Regions from separate parts of the Homo sapiens genome. Here region 2 is linked to region 1. The links are chromatin loops, found by intact Hi-C in ENCODE. Cell type or tissue: IMR-90. All regions are shown on one strand. Links, peaks and the distances in the headings refer to the core of each region. The heading gives the core; the rest is flanking DNA.

Region 1 (6,509 bases), core at 903-5,902:
ATTTTATATGGAGTAAGGAAATAGTACATCTTAGTGAACACAAAACTGACTTTGGCTTTTGACAGATCTGTTAGATTCCCCTTGCCATTGGCTAGCTGATTGACCTTGTGTTTTCTTTTCCTCTGTCAAATTGAGATAATCACACATATTTTTATGTAAATTTGTAAGGATGAAAACCCAAAATGTTAAGTATCAGCCCAGAACGGGGTACATGCTACTGTGGTTAATAGCCTGTGTTGGAAGGATAGGCAGATGGGTGTTTGTTCTCAGGTTTCTTAGGACAGTCGTGGATTTTTCCATACAGTGGGTGAAACACAAAAGGTTCCACTGATGTTGAAAAACCTGGACAGTGAAGCACAAAATGACTGCAAAATTCCCCTATGGCTTAGCATAAACCAGGGCTACTGCCTATTCCTGCTAGCTGGACACACGTGCTGACTCATCCCTGCCTTGCAGTTGCTGTCCACAAAGCAAATGAAAGAGGAAAGCCTTGAGGTATTCTTATTCAAGTGCTTGAGCTTGGATTATTTGGGGAATAAGTATACATTTTAATAACCCTGTGGATTCAGTGAGAAAATGCAACATACATTTACTTGTTCAGTGTCCAAAATGTAGACTGTTTATAGGGATTTAAGAAAAACAGAACCTTGTGGTTCAAGACCAAATAAATCACTAAAACTCTTTTCATAACGTGAACCTCTGTGGGCCAAATGTGAAGAGAGGTGGATTTATATATTTTTAATATGATTAATGATTTGAAAGTCCCCAACTTCTTAAGTACCATGGTTAATAGTTAATGAAGTACCTTTTTCTAAGCCCTGTGCAAATTAATGTCAGAGAGAAAAAAATATGGAAAATGCATACGAATTAAAGCAGAAAGACTTTCCAGTTACTTAAAACCAGGCAGATGGAAATGAATTACTTTTCTTTAATTGTGGCTAGAGGCAAGGCAATGATAGTAAGTCCAAGACTGGAGACTGCAGAAGTTTTCTAATCAGATCCCCCAGCCTGGCTTCCTGATGTTGTATCCAACCTCTCTTCACCAACCCCATACACACACACGCACACACACACGCGCCCACACGCGCACACACGCACACACGTCTCTCTCCATTTCAAGGTTCTGTCCTGGATAGTACCATCATTCCTAGTCCACTGGATCATGGCACATGATGATATTTCCTTGCCCCTTTTTTCTCACATATAAGCCCATTCTTTAAAGCCTGGCACATAGTAGGAAATTAATACATGTCTGCTAAATGAGCTGACCCATATGTTTATTTGAGCTGTAATGATTTTTGTAGGCATGGCAGGAGGAACTGTTGGATGTCATTCTTTTTTTTTTGCGGGCGGAGGGGGGGAGTCTCACTCTGTCACCCAGGCTGGAGTGCGGTGCCGCGATCTCAGCTCAGTGCAACCTCCGCCTCCCGGGTTTAAGTGATTCTTCTGCCTCAACCTCCTGAGTAGCTGGGACGACAAGCGTGCGCCACCATGCCCGGCTAATTTCTGTATTTTTAGTAGAGACGGGGTTTCGCCATATTGGCCAGACTGGTCTCAAACTCCTGACATCATAGTCTGCCTGCCTCAGCCTCTCAAAGTGCTGGGATTACAGGCATGAGCCACCGCGCCCAGCCTGGCTGTCATTCTTGTCTCAGCAACTTGAAGCAGGTTCCTGGAACAGACCATTTATTTAAAGTTTTGCATAAAGGGGTGCCATAACATCCCACATGAATTGCAGATGTTTATCGTAACACACCTTCACCTTTCACCTCCCCCAGGTGTTCAATAAACATGGAATGAATAAGTACTTGTATCATTTGGGAAACTATTTTACTCTCTCTGCATCTCATACTTGATGTTATGGATTTCAACAAAAGTATTCTTACTTATAAAATGAGTAGCATTATTTCTGCTGTAAATATTCTGTTTGTGACTTGATTTGAAGACAGTTCAAATCCAATATTAAAGATATTTCTTGTAATGCTTTGCAAAAGAATCATAAAATTCTACTTAATTTTATTCCTATCCTCAAAAACCTAATCAAGTATTGTAATTCTATAAAGAAAATATTTATTGATTTTTAAATATTTTTGTTGCCTCATATAAAGTTGTATCAGAATTTTAAGTAAGTGCAAAAAATAGTAAACTGCTATTCTATCTCACATTCACTTTCCTCATAGATTCATAGACTCTCAGGTCTGGAGGGGTCTTTAAATTTGGTCCCCAGCTCTAGACCACAGTCATTTTGGATTGTAAGCATTCTAAGGCCACTGCTCCTTGAACAGTAATGTGCATACAAATCACCTGGGACGGACGTTAAACTGCAGCTTCTGGAGTGAGGCCCATGCTCAGATTTATTCCTAATAACCCTTAAGAAAGATTATTTTCTAGTTCCTTTTTCTGCAACTGATTGGAATGCACACAGATAGAGACAACAGGATAGGGTGTCCAGATAAAATTATTCTTAATCAAATCACATTTCAGATAAATAACAAATAACATTTTCAGTGTAAGTATGTCTCAAATACTGCATGGGATGTATACTAAAAAAATTGTTGTTTATCTGAAATTAAAATTTAACTGCATGTTCTGTAGTTTTATTTGCTAAATCTGACAACCCTACATGGGCATAAAGAAGAAAAGCAAGGGCTTTGGTGTCAAGACCTCGCCGATATTGAGTACTGTCTTCTCATTTACTTGCTGCGTAATAAGAGGCAGTCTTGTGACATCGAAGCCTCTACTTCCTCATCTATAAAAAGAGAGAGAAGAGCACTGGCCGTGCTGGGTTGTTATAAAGAGTAAATGAGTTGATACTGGTGAAATACTAGGCCCATAGTAAGTAATTAATAAGGCCAACAGAAATGATATTGGTGATTGAGGTTTGTCCATGCTGTTGACTCTGAAAAGAGAATATTGCATTCATTAGGAAATAACATTTGTAATGTATATTATCATGTTGCCTCAATGTGAAAAACTATTATCTGATTTTCATGCAAACTTGATTTTCTATCTCAGTGATTCTCATCTTTTAGCATGCAACATTATCACTTATTAAAACACGATTGTTGGGGCCCACCCCTAGAGATTATGATTCAATAGGCCTGCGGTAGGGCCCAAGAATCTGCCTTTTGAGCAAGTTCCAAGGTGATGGTGACACTGCTAGTCTGAAGCCAACATTTGAGAGCTTCTGATCTGTATCAGAATTATTCTGGCTTTTTCATGGTTTTCTTGCTTTGTGTGGTTAAAGTAATGCCACCTACTGGACATAATTGAGAAGAACTCTCAGTAGAAACTTAAAACATTTTTTTTTAAATGATTAAATTCTAAGGGTCCTGTCGAGAGCTTGAAAATTCTTGTCCTTTTGACAAATTGGGAACAGACAGAGTATTTTTATTGTGACACAAGAATATCAACTTGTTTGTAGGATTTCTTTTTTAAGTAAAGAAAACATTAAAAATATTCTCCCTTCTGTTTATAGTTAAATGCATAAGAGCAATACTGACACTAAGTGCTGCCAATTACTTGTTGTACTCTCAATTTCATGAAAGAAAGGAACATATCTTGGTACAATAAGTGCAAAAATTCTTTCTCTTTGGTCCTATGTATTCATCTAGACAATGAGAAAAGGTGAGATAATCTCAACAAGTAGTCTCTAATGTTCTGTGATTCTGCCCAAAAGACATTTCACTTAGCTTAACCTCAGAAGGAGAAAGAATCTCATTTAGAATGAAAGCCTGTTCTCTGACATTATACAACTCTTTCATTTTATAAAAACTAACCTAAATGTGACTCTTACCCCAAATGCAGTCATATTCTGAGGTACTAGGTAATAGAGGTTCAATATATGAATTTTGGAGAGGCATAATTCAGCCCATAACAGTACTGTACAAATATTGTTTTAAAATAGAATCTTATCCCCTTGGGGTTTATTTTCTGCATTTGTAAAACAAGGAAGTTTTCCTGAGGGAGTTCTGAGTAACTTGAAACTCAATATTCTGTTGTGCTCTCATTTCTTTAGCCCCTAAGAGTCTATAGTCAAGGAGAAGCTTATCCAGGAGCCAGTGCATGCCAGGTTTCAGGAGAGGGGACCGTTTGCATTTAAGTAGTGTTGTGAAAAGAGCATGGCATCAGATAACTGAGTTTCATTTCAACTCAGTAATTTTCTTATTAAGAAAGCTTGTATATAATAATCAATCTCTCTGGGTCTCAGTTTCCTCCTGGGCAAAGTGGGGCTTGTAAAACCTGTCTAGAGTTGCTCTGAAGGTAAGGCATATAACATGCGTAAAGCACCTGACACAAAGATTGCTTAACAATGGAGGCTCAGCGAATGGTAGTTACACATTGTACATTCAGCCTTGTCTTGCCTCCCCTAAGGCAGAATCAATCTTGCAGCGGCGATGCCTCAGTGGTGTTGGAGACTGTGCCTCATACTTCCCTGGGGTGACTGCGGCTATGGTGCTTCCTTCTGAGCCATAGTGCTGACATGAGAAGCAAACAGCAACCTGTCTTTCTCCCCATTGCAGAGCCACAGATCCCTTTCTAGGGACCAGTGAGAACAATGGTTATTCCAACAACTATCCATCATTACAACCTCATGTACTTTTTGGATGCAAGCTCTGGAGTTGAAACACCAGAGCTTCACTTTCGAGTAGCCAGTTCTTTCTTAACAGCATCCTCGAGGAAGGTAAGAAATGCTGCATCAGGTCCAACAGCAAGTCTAGAGAAAGCTAGCTCTAGACACTGTGCTAGGTCAATTTTCCCAGTGCCTGACCACCTGGTGGAGCTTTGGTGAGTCTTTGACTACTTTAACTTTCTTTCCCTATTTCAAAATTACCTAAAGCACAGATTACCCTGGGGCTTCCTGGGTAAGTCTCTCTTAGGAGGGGAAGCTATGCTGTCATATTTAGGCAATTACTTAGATACTACTTGAAATGTGAAAAACAAGGGCATTAATAATCCCAGCGCCCTTAAACAACTATGTTCATTTCTGTATCAAAAATTTCAGTCTAATATTCATGTGTGTATATATATGTACATGTATAATACATACACTTTTTGTGTATTTACAGATCAAAGATTGTTTTATATAAATACCATTTTTACTGTATCTAGCCAAGAAGCATTTTTCAACTGCTGTCATTTTTATGGTTTAATTATATTATATTATATTGTATTGTATTATATTAACTACATGGACAAAAATTTCCCCATATCCTATCTATGAGTATTTATATTGCTTTTAATTTTATAAATGGTGCTGCAATGCCCATTATTATGCATATGTTTTCCATGCCCTCCTTCTCTCAAATCATTTCCTTAGAATAAATAAATTTCTAGAACTTGGCATGAACATTTCTATGTAGATCAGACTTCAGAACCAAGCATCCCTCACTTTCCCGAAAAGTGCTGCAGTCTTTTAAATTTTTGATTCTCTATAGAAGACAGAGCTTCTTTCATTGAAACTTTTAGTACTGAAGCATAGAAAAGAGTGCCATCTGCTGCCTTGAAAACATCACTTCCTTCAATTTTCTGCTTGTTCCTGGAGAGCATGACCCGTTATCTGCCAAGATAAGATCTATTCCCAAGTTGGGTATTAAATGATAGGAAGAGTGTTCATTAAGTAAAGTCACATTACCGTTACAAGGCCCAGTGTAACCTGCAGTTACAGTGTCTAGAGTGCAGCCAGGCACTATTTCCTGCTTCCGTTGGGAAATACAAAGTCCTAATAATTGGATGATGAGAACTTGTGATGCAAGCCACTGTAAAATGATATGTGCTATGCTCTGGGCTGTGATCACTCCGTCCAACTAATCTTCCTCTTCTCATTATGCAGATCTACCCACCTAAGTGGTGATTACCTTTGGAGTCTTGCCTCAATCCTCTCCTTTTTGCCTTCCTAGGAGTTTTGCAAGATTTTCCTACCCCTGCAATGTCCCTATCACACTACCTCCCATGACTGCTCTTTGATTATTATATGAGATTTTTCTGGAGAGCAAGTTGAGACTATCTTTCACGTCACATAAAGCTCTTCATAATAGGCCCCTGCCTGTTAATCCACCTTTATCTCTCATAATTAGTTCTTCATTTTCTATACTCTATGATAGCATTGTCCAATAAAAATATAATTCAAGTTACATATGAAATTTAAAATTTTCTAGTAGCCATATTAAGAGAGGAAAAACCAACTAACCAAATAAAAGAAATACCTCCAAACAACAATAGGTTACCCAGAATATTATCATGTTAATTAACTTTTGATACTACACACATTTCAAGTGTTCAATAGACACGTGTATTCCCAGCTCTAGGAAACCCAAGCTAAATGTAAGTTCCCCAAATACACTAGTTTTTTTTCAAACCATGGGCCTTTGCACACAGTCTTCTTTCTGCCTGGAATGAGTTTTCCGTCGTCTGGTAAACTCCTACTCATCTTTACATGCTTAGAAGAAATATTATCTTTTCTAATGATTCTTTCTTGAGTCTCTGCAAATGTTATTAATCTCTTTCTT
Region 2 (6,509 bases), core at 439-5,438, 510 kb before region 1:
TCAATAGGAAGTGATTCATTGTACACATCCTGTCCTGTAAATGGTCAATTCGGCAAATGCCTTTGCTTCTCTTTTTAAAACTGTCAAGTTTCTCTGACTATGTATTTTCCCCCATCATCTCTGTTATGAATTATGTTCCCCCAAAAGAGATGTCCCCAATATCTCAGAATATGACCTATTTGGAAATAAGATCATTGCACATGTAATTAGTTAAATTAAAGTGAGGTCATATCAAGGTAGGGTAGGCCACTAATCCAATATGTTTGGCATCCTGATAAGAAGAGGGAAGATAATGTGAAAAGAGACACACAGGGAGAACCCTATGTGACCATAGAGGAAGAGATCGGAGTGATGCAGCTACAAGCCAAGGAACGCTGGCCACCACTAGAGCTAGAAAGAGGATTCTCTCCACAGTCTGAGGGAGAATAGCCTGCTAACACCTTGATTTTAGACTTCTAGCCTCCGTAACTGTGAGAAAATAAATTTCTGTTTCTGTAAGACACATAGTTTGTGGAACTTTGTTAAAGTAACCCTAAGAAATGAATGCAATAATCTTTGCCAGTAATATACTACATGGACCAGTCTAACTACAGTCATGTGCCATACAATGATGTTTTCAACAATGTTCTTATAAGATTATAATGAAGCTGAAAAATTCCCATTGGCTAGTGATGTCATAGCCATCCTAATGTTTTAGTGCCATGTGTGACTCATATGTTTGTGGTGATGCTGATGTAAATAAACTGGCTGCTCTAGCAGTTGTATAAAAGTCTAGCACATACAATTATGTACGGTACATCATACTTGATAAATAAATGACTGTATTAGTCCGTTCTCATGCTGCTAATAAAGACGTACCTGAGTCTGGGTAATTTATAAAGGAAAGGGGTTTACTGGACTCACAGTTCCACATGGCTGTGGAGGCCTCACAATCATGGCAGATGGTGAAGAAGAAGCCAAGGCGTGTCTTACATGGCAGAAGACGAGAGAGGTGCAGGGGAACTGCCCTTTGTACACCATCAGATCTTGTGAGACCTATTCACTATCATGAGAACATCACAGGAAAAATCTACCTGCATGATTCGATTACCTCCCACCAGGTCCCTCCCATGACAAATGGGGACTGTGGAAGCTACAGTTCAAGATGAGATTTGGGTGGGGACACAGCCAAACCATGTCAATGACTGTGTTACTGGTTTGTGTATTTAATTATGCTATACTTTTTATTATTATTTTATTGTTTTGATTTTTGTTTTTTGCGACAGGGTCTCACTCTGTGTCCCAGGCTGGAGTGCAGTGGCATGATCATGACTCGCTGCAGCCTCAAACTCCTGAGCTCAAGCAATCCTACTGCCTGGCTAATTTTTTAATTTTTGTGGAGATGGGGTCTTGCTATGTTGGCCAGGCTGATCTCCAGCTCCTGGGCTCATGCAATCATCCTATTTTAGCATCCCAAAGTGTTGGGATTACAGGCATCAATCACCGTGCCTGGCCACTATTTTAGAATGCACTTCCTCTACGTGTAAAAAAAGTTAGGTGTACAACAGCCTTAGGCAGGTCCTTTAGGAGGTATTCCAGAAAAAGGCATTGTTATCATAGGAGATGACAGCTTCATGTGTGTTATTGCCCCTGAAGACCTTTCAGTGGGAAAAGACATGGCGGTGGAAGACAGCGATAGTGATAATCCTGAACCTGTGTAGGCCTAGGCTAATGTGTGTGTTTATGTCTTAGTTTTTAACAAGAAAAGTTTGAAACATAAAAAAAAATAAACAATTTAAATATAGAAGATGACTTACAGAATAAGGATATGAGGACATGAGATATTTTTGTATAGCTGTACAATATGTTCATGTTTTAAGCTGTGTTATATAAAAGAGTCAAAAAATTAAAAAAATAAAAGTTATAGAAAGCTAAGATTGGTTTATTATAAAATTAAGAAAATAAATTTAGTGTAGTCTAAGTGTACAGTGTTTATAAAGTCTACAGTAGTGTACAGTAATGTCCTAGGCTTTCACATTCACTCAACACTCACTCACTCACTGACTCACCCAGAGCAGCTTCCAGTCCTGCAAACTCCATTCACAGTAAGTGCTCTATACAGGTGTACCACTTTTTATCTTTTATGCTGTATTTTTACTGTACCTTTCTTATATTTAGATATGTTATATACACAAATTCTTACCATTGTGTTACAATTGCCTAGAGTATTCAGTATAGTAACTTGCTGTATAGATTTGTAGCTTAGGAGTAATAGGTTGTACCATATATCCTAGGTATGTAGTAGGCTTCCCCATCTAGGTTTGTGTAAGTACATATTATGTTCATATTTCTCAGAGCATATCCCCTTTGTTAAGTGATGCATGATTGTATTGAGTCAATAATAGAGGATGTTTTCTAAAAATGGTGATTTAGGTTTTTTTTCAGATTAGAAAATAAATTGTTAGAATTTCTTAGTTTGCATTTAGCATAGAGAATCAGAGAATTTGGGTCAAATCCTTATTTAACTGATGGGGAAAGTGAAGCCTTAGGGAGGAAGGTGGCTTGCCCAAGGTTACATAGGTTATATGTGGGAGAAATAGAATCAGAACTCAGATTTCTGAATGCAAAGTTTAAAGACTTTTCCATTCCATACATTTTTCTGTTTAGCTTTAAATTATTTCTCTTTGCCTCTTTCTTCTTATCTTTGCAGTGAAATTTTAATAACATGAAATGCAGTAGGCTTAGTCAGTGGAGTATAGCATGGAGAGGAAAGGATAGTCCATACTTATGCCAAAAAATAAATTCTTTTATTATATTTGCACTAATTTTGTGAAAGTGGATTTTGGTTTTACTGGAACATTTTTGTAATCCCTCTGTCTCTAGGGGTCAGTGTGGCTTAAAGAAACTTTGTTCTACTTTGTTTCAAACTATATTCAGTTAACACTTAATTGAAGTGACTTTAATCAAAGGTGACAATAAAATGGTGCCCCAGGGGAACAGGAATTAATTCAAAATTACAACCATTATAAACTTTAACATATACAATAATATTGATGTTGGCACATGGAACTTTTCACTGAGCCCATAGGTTTTAACGACTGGAAATAATTGAACTAACTCTTATACCTTTTAGCATGTAAATTATTAATTTTTTTGTTTAAAAGATATATGACTCTATATTAGTCTGTTTTCTTGCTGCTGATAAAGACATACCTGAGACTGGGAAGAAAAAGAGATTTAATTGGACTCAACAGTTCCACATGGCTGGGGAGGCCTCAGAATTATGGTGGGAGGTGAAAGGCACTTCTTACATGGTGGCAGCAAGAGAAAATGAGGAAGCAAAAGTGGAAACCCTTGGTACCCATCAGATCTTGTGGGACTTATTCACTACCATGAGAACAGTATGGAGGAAACCACCCCCATGATTCAAATTATCTCCCACTGGGTCCCTCTCACAACACATGGGAATTATGGGAGTACAATTCAATATGAGATTTGGGTGCGGACACAGAGCCAAACCATATCAGACTCCATTCCAGATTCATTTTAGAAAGAGATGTTTGTGCTTCTTGTTTGAATGAACATTTATGACTAGTCACATTTGTTCTTCATAAAGACATTTTGAAGCAGATTATATATGATGAATATATATGATGTATGTAAGATGAATATATATATTTGTATACATATATTTCATCCTTAAGTGGCACTTAATGAAGAAGAGGCTTCGTGAGCTACTCGAGATGGAAAATTTTCATGGGAAAAAATGGAATGTCATTGAAAAGTTTGGGAAATCTTTGTGACAACTATCAACTTTCTTATCCAAAAAGCTTTCAAAACTCTTTTCCTCTCCTGTTGCCTCTTCCTCACTCTTTCCTTTCTTATCTTATTGGGATAGCGTAAGGTTGAACTGCTGACAAAATTAATAGGTTTCGTGCCATTAATAAGAACTCTCAGATGAGTTTGCCTATTGAAGTGCTTATCAATGAACACACAGTAATACTGAGACAAGGATAGGATAGGAAGGGAGACATGTTTCCTGAGTATCTCTTTGGGGCCAGGCAGCTGCTAAGTAAGAATGTGCCCCTCCCTGCCACCATCTCAACAGTTCTGCTGTTGTTTGTTCCCTTTATTGGAGTTCCATGGGCGATTTTATTTGTAGAAAGAATCCAATTGTTAAGATTCAAAAACCCTGTATAGTAATTACAGACAGTAAATTATAAGTAGAGTAAGGGTGGCTGAATAGAAGCAGCAAACATGCTTAAGGCAATGCAAAGCAGTAGCTAAATTCTGATGATAAGGCAAGAGAAAGAAAAACCAAAAGTGTGGACCAAGAACTTCATAGCAGTGTGGGGCCATTTTGTGTATGGAGAACTGACTCTGCATACTTGTATGGACATTATTACCTTTCTCATCAGTTAATATTTATTGAACTCTTAGGGTGTGCTGGGCGCTGTTGTAATTGCGGGAGATACTAAGAAATATTTAGCACAGATTCTGCCCTAAAGTTTGGTTGACGTAGAAAGAAAATGTGTCAAAAAAAATACCCAAGTTACTACAGCCTATATGATATTGGAAAGTACTAGAAAAGTTCAGAGGAAGGAGGAATTATGGAAAGTTGGATTGGTGTGGAAAGGAATCACAAGCAAGTACAACAGATACTGATAGCTTTTTATCAAAACTATTTCATCTTATCCCTGGGCCCACAACTTCCCTTGCCATCTTAGATGTGGCCACGTGAATGAGTTCTAGCTAATGGAATATTAGCCATGCCCTGTGCCATTTCCAGGCCTAATTCATGAGGTCCTCTCATGCATGTTCCTCCATACACTTTCTCTTTGTGCAGCAGTGACATTGGAAGCCAAGGGTTAAAGATAGCAGAGCCATCAGATGGAAGAGCCGGGGTGCCTGGGTTCCTGAATCACCAGTTGGAGGAGAGCCACCTGACTAACAGGAATACCCAGTTTAGACTTTATGAGAGCAAGAAATAAACTTCAATTGTGTTAAACAGATACAGTTTGGATCTGTGTCCCCACCCAAATCTCATGGCGAATTGTAATCCCCAATGTTGGAGGTGGGACCTGGTGGAAGGTGACTGGATCATGGGGCCAGATTTCCCCCATGTGCTGCTCTAGTGATAGTAAATGCTTGAGAGATCTAGTTGTTTAAAAGTGTGTGGCACCTCCCCCATCTCTCACTTGGTCCTGCTCCTGACATGTAAGACGTGCCTGCTTCCCCTTTACCTTCCACCATGGTTAAGTTTCCTGAGGCCCCCCAGGAAGCCAAGCAGATGCCAGCATCATGCTTCCTGTACAGCTTGTGAAACCATGAGCCAATTAAACCTCTTTTCTTTATAAATTACCCAGTCTCAGTTACTTCTTTATAGCAGTGCGAGAATGGACCAATACATAAACCATTGAGATTTTGGTGTTTTTCTGTCATAGAGCTTATGTTACTTAACTAATACAGAAAGTGAGACTAGAACAGAATGTTGAAGGATATTTAGAATATAGACAGTCACAGAAAATGCTGAGGGCATCTCAGACAGGAAGAATTAGATGACCAATGTCAGGGAGAAGGAAATGCAACACAGGTGGCTGAAATGGAATATTAAAGGAAATTTGAAAGTTAGGTAGTCTCAGTTTATGGAGGCTAAGGCGTTTGCACCCAACTTTATTGCCGAGGTAAAAATTGGAAAGATAAAGGGAAATAATAATAATACTATACTTTACCAAAATAAAAGTTTATTGTTTCAGTGGTGGTGGAGGCATGTTATAGGAAGATTCATATGGAAGTGGTGTTTTGGATGGATTAGCTATTGATGAGGTAAGAGTGAAGGCAGAGATAACTTCCAGGAGAATGTTGGTGAAGACCTGAACTGGGTGATAGTGGAGGGGATAAAAGCAAAGGCTGAACATTTGAGTCTTTACTAAGTGTGAATGTGGTTGACTAACAGTGGGAGTACTGAGAAAGGAAAGAAGGAACATAACTTCCAGGTCCGTATATTAGCTCAGAACAGTGAGTGATCCTTGTAATTATGAACTTGAGGCATGAAGAAAAGAGAGTATAATGTTTATTGTTGTCTTTAAGAAAACAAGGTGGTATTATAATATGTTGTAGGAAGCTCATCATCAAACTAGTTAACATGTAAACACATCAGCATATGGCATGCACACAAATCCATCTTATCTTCCTGGGCACAAAGGAAGAGTATATTTCCCAGGTCAAAACATGTGGCTGAGTTCTAACCAGAAGAGTATGGATGGAATGCTATATACCACTACTAGGTCTGTCCATATATCCCTGGGTTTGATTCCCCGGCCTCTTGAAGGCTACATGTTTCAAATGATGAATTGCAATATGAAAGAATCCTAGATCCCTGAGTCACCACTTGAATGAGAGCTTTCCAGAATAGCTACCCAAACACATTAAACTGTGATTTGAGAAAGAAATACACTTTTAGTGCCTTAACCTCTAAGATTTTAGGGTGTATTTATTATAGTAGTATAGCTAATCTCTTTCTGAATAAA

The links. Hi-C counts contacts between places; a loop is a spot of excess contacts. Peaks named below come from ENCODE experiments on the same cell type or tissue, not always from the same donor. Only the 100,000 strongest peaks of a DNase experiment are listed, where the experiment ranks them.
Region 2: it touches region 1 in a loop (5-fold over the local background); 29 of 110 quality-filtered maps call a loop at or near these places.

What each region holds. Positions count from the first base shown.
Region 1 is chr3:178,433,635-178,440,143 of GRCh38, reverse strand. All of the region lies in intron 1 of LINC01014 (long intergenic non-protein coding RNA 1014), which reads right to left. Among named protein-coding and RNA genes, the nearest start is that of LINC01014, 18 kb to the right of the region's middle. In IMR-90, for the core only: CTCF peaks have their summits at 3,263 (motif pointing left) and 5,497 (motif pointing left); no DNase peak of the experiment used is centred there; H3K27me3 peaks cover 234 bases.
Region 2 is chr3:178,944,282-178,950,790 of GRCh38, reverse strand. It overlaps a transcript of LOC124906307 not described here. Among named protein-coding and RNA genes, the nearest start is that of KCNMB2-AS1, 87 kb to the right of the region's middle. In IMR-90, for the core only: a CTCF peak has its summit at 2,858 (motif pointing right); no DNase peak of the experiment used is centred there.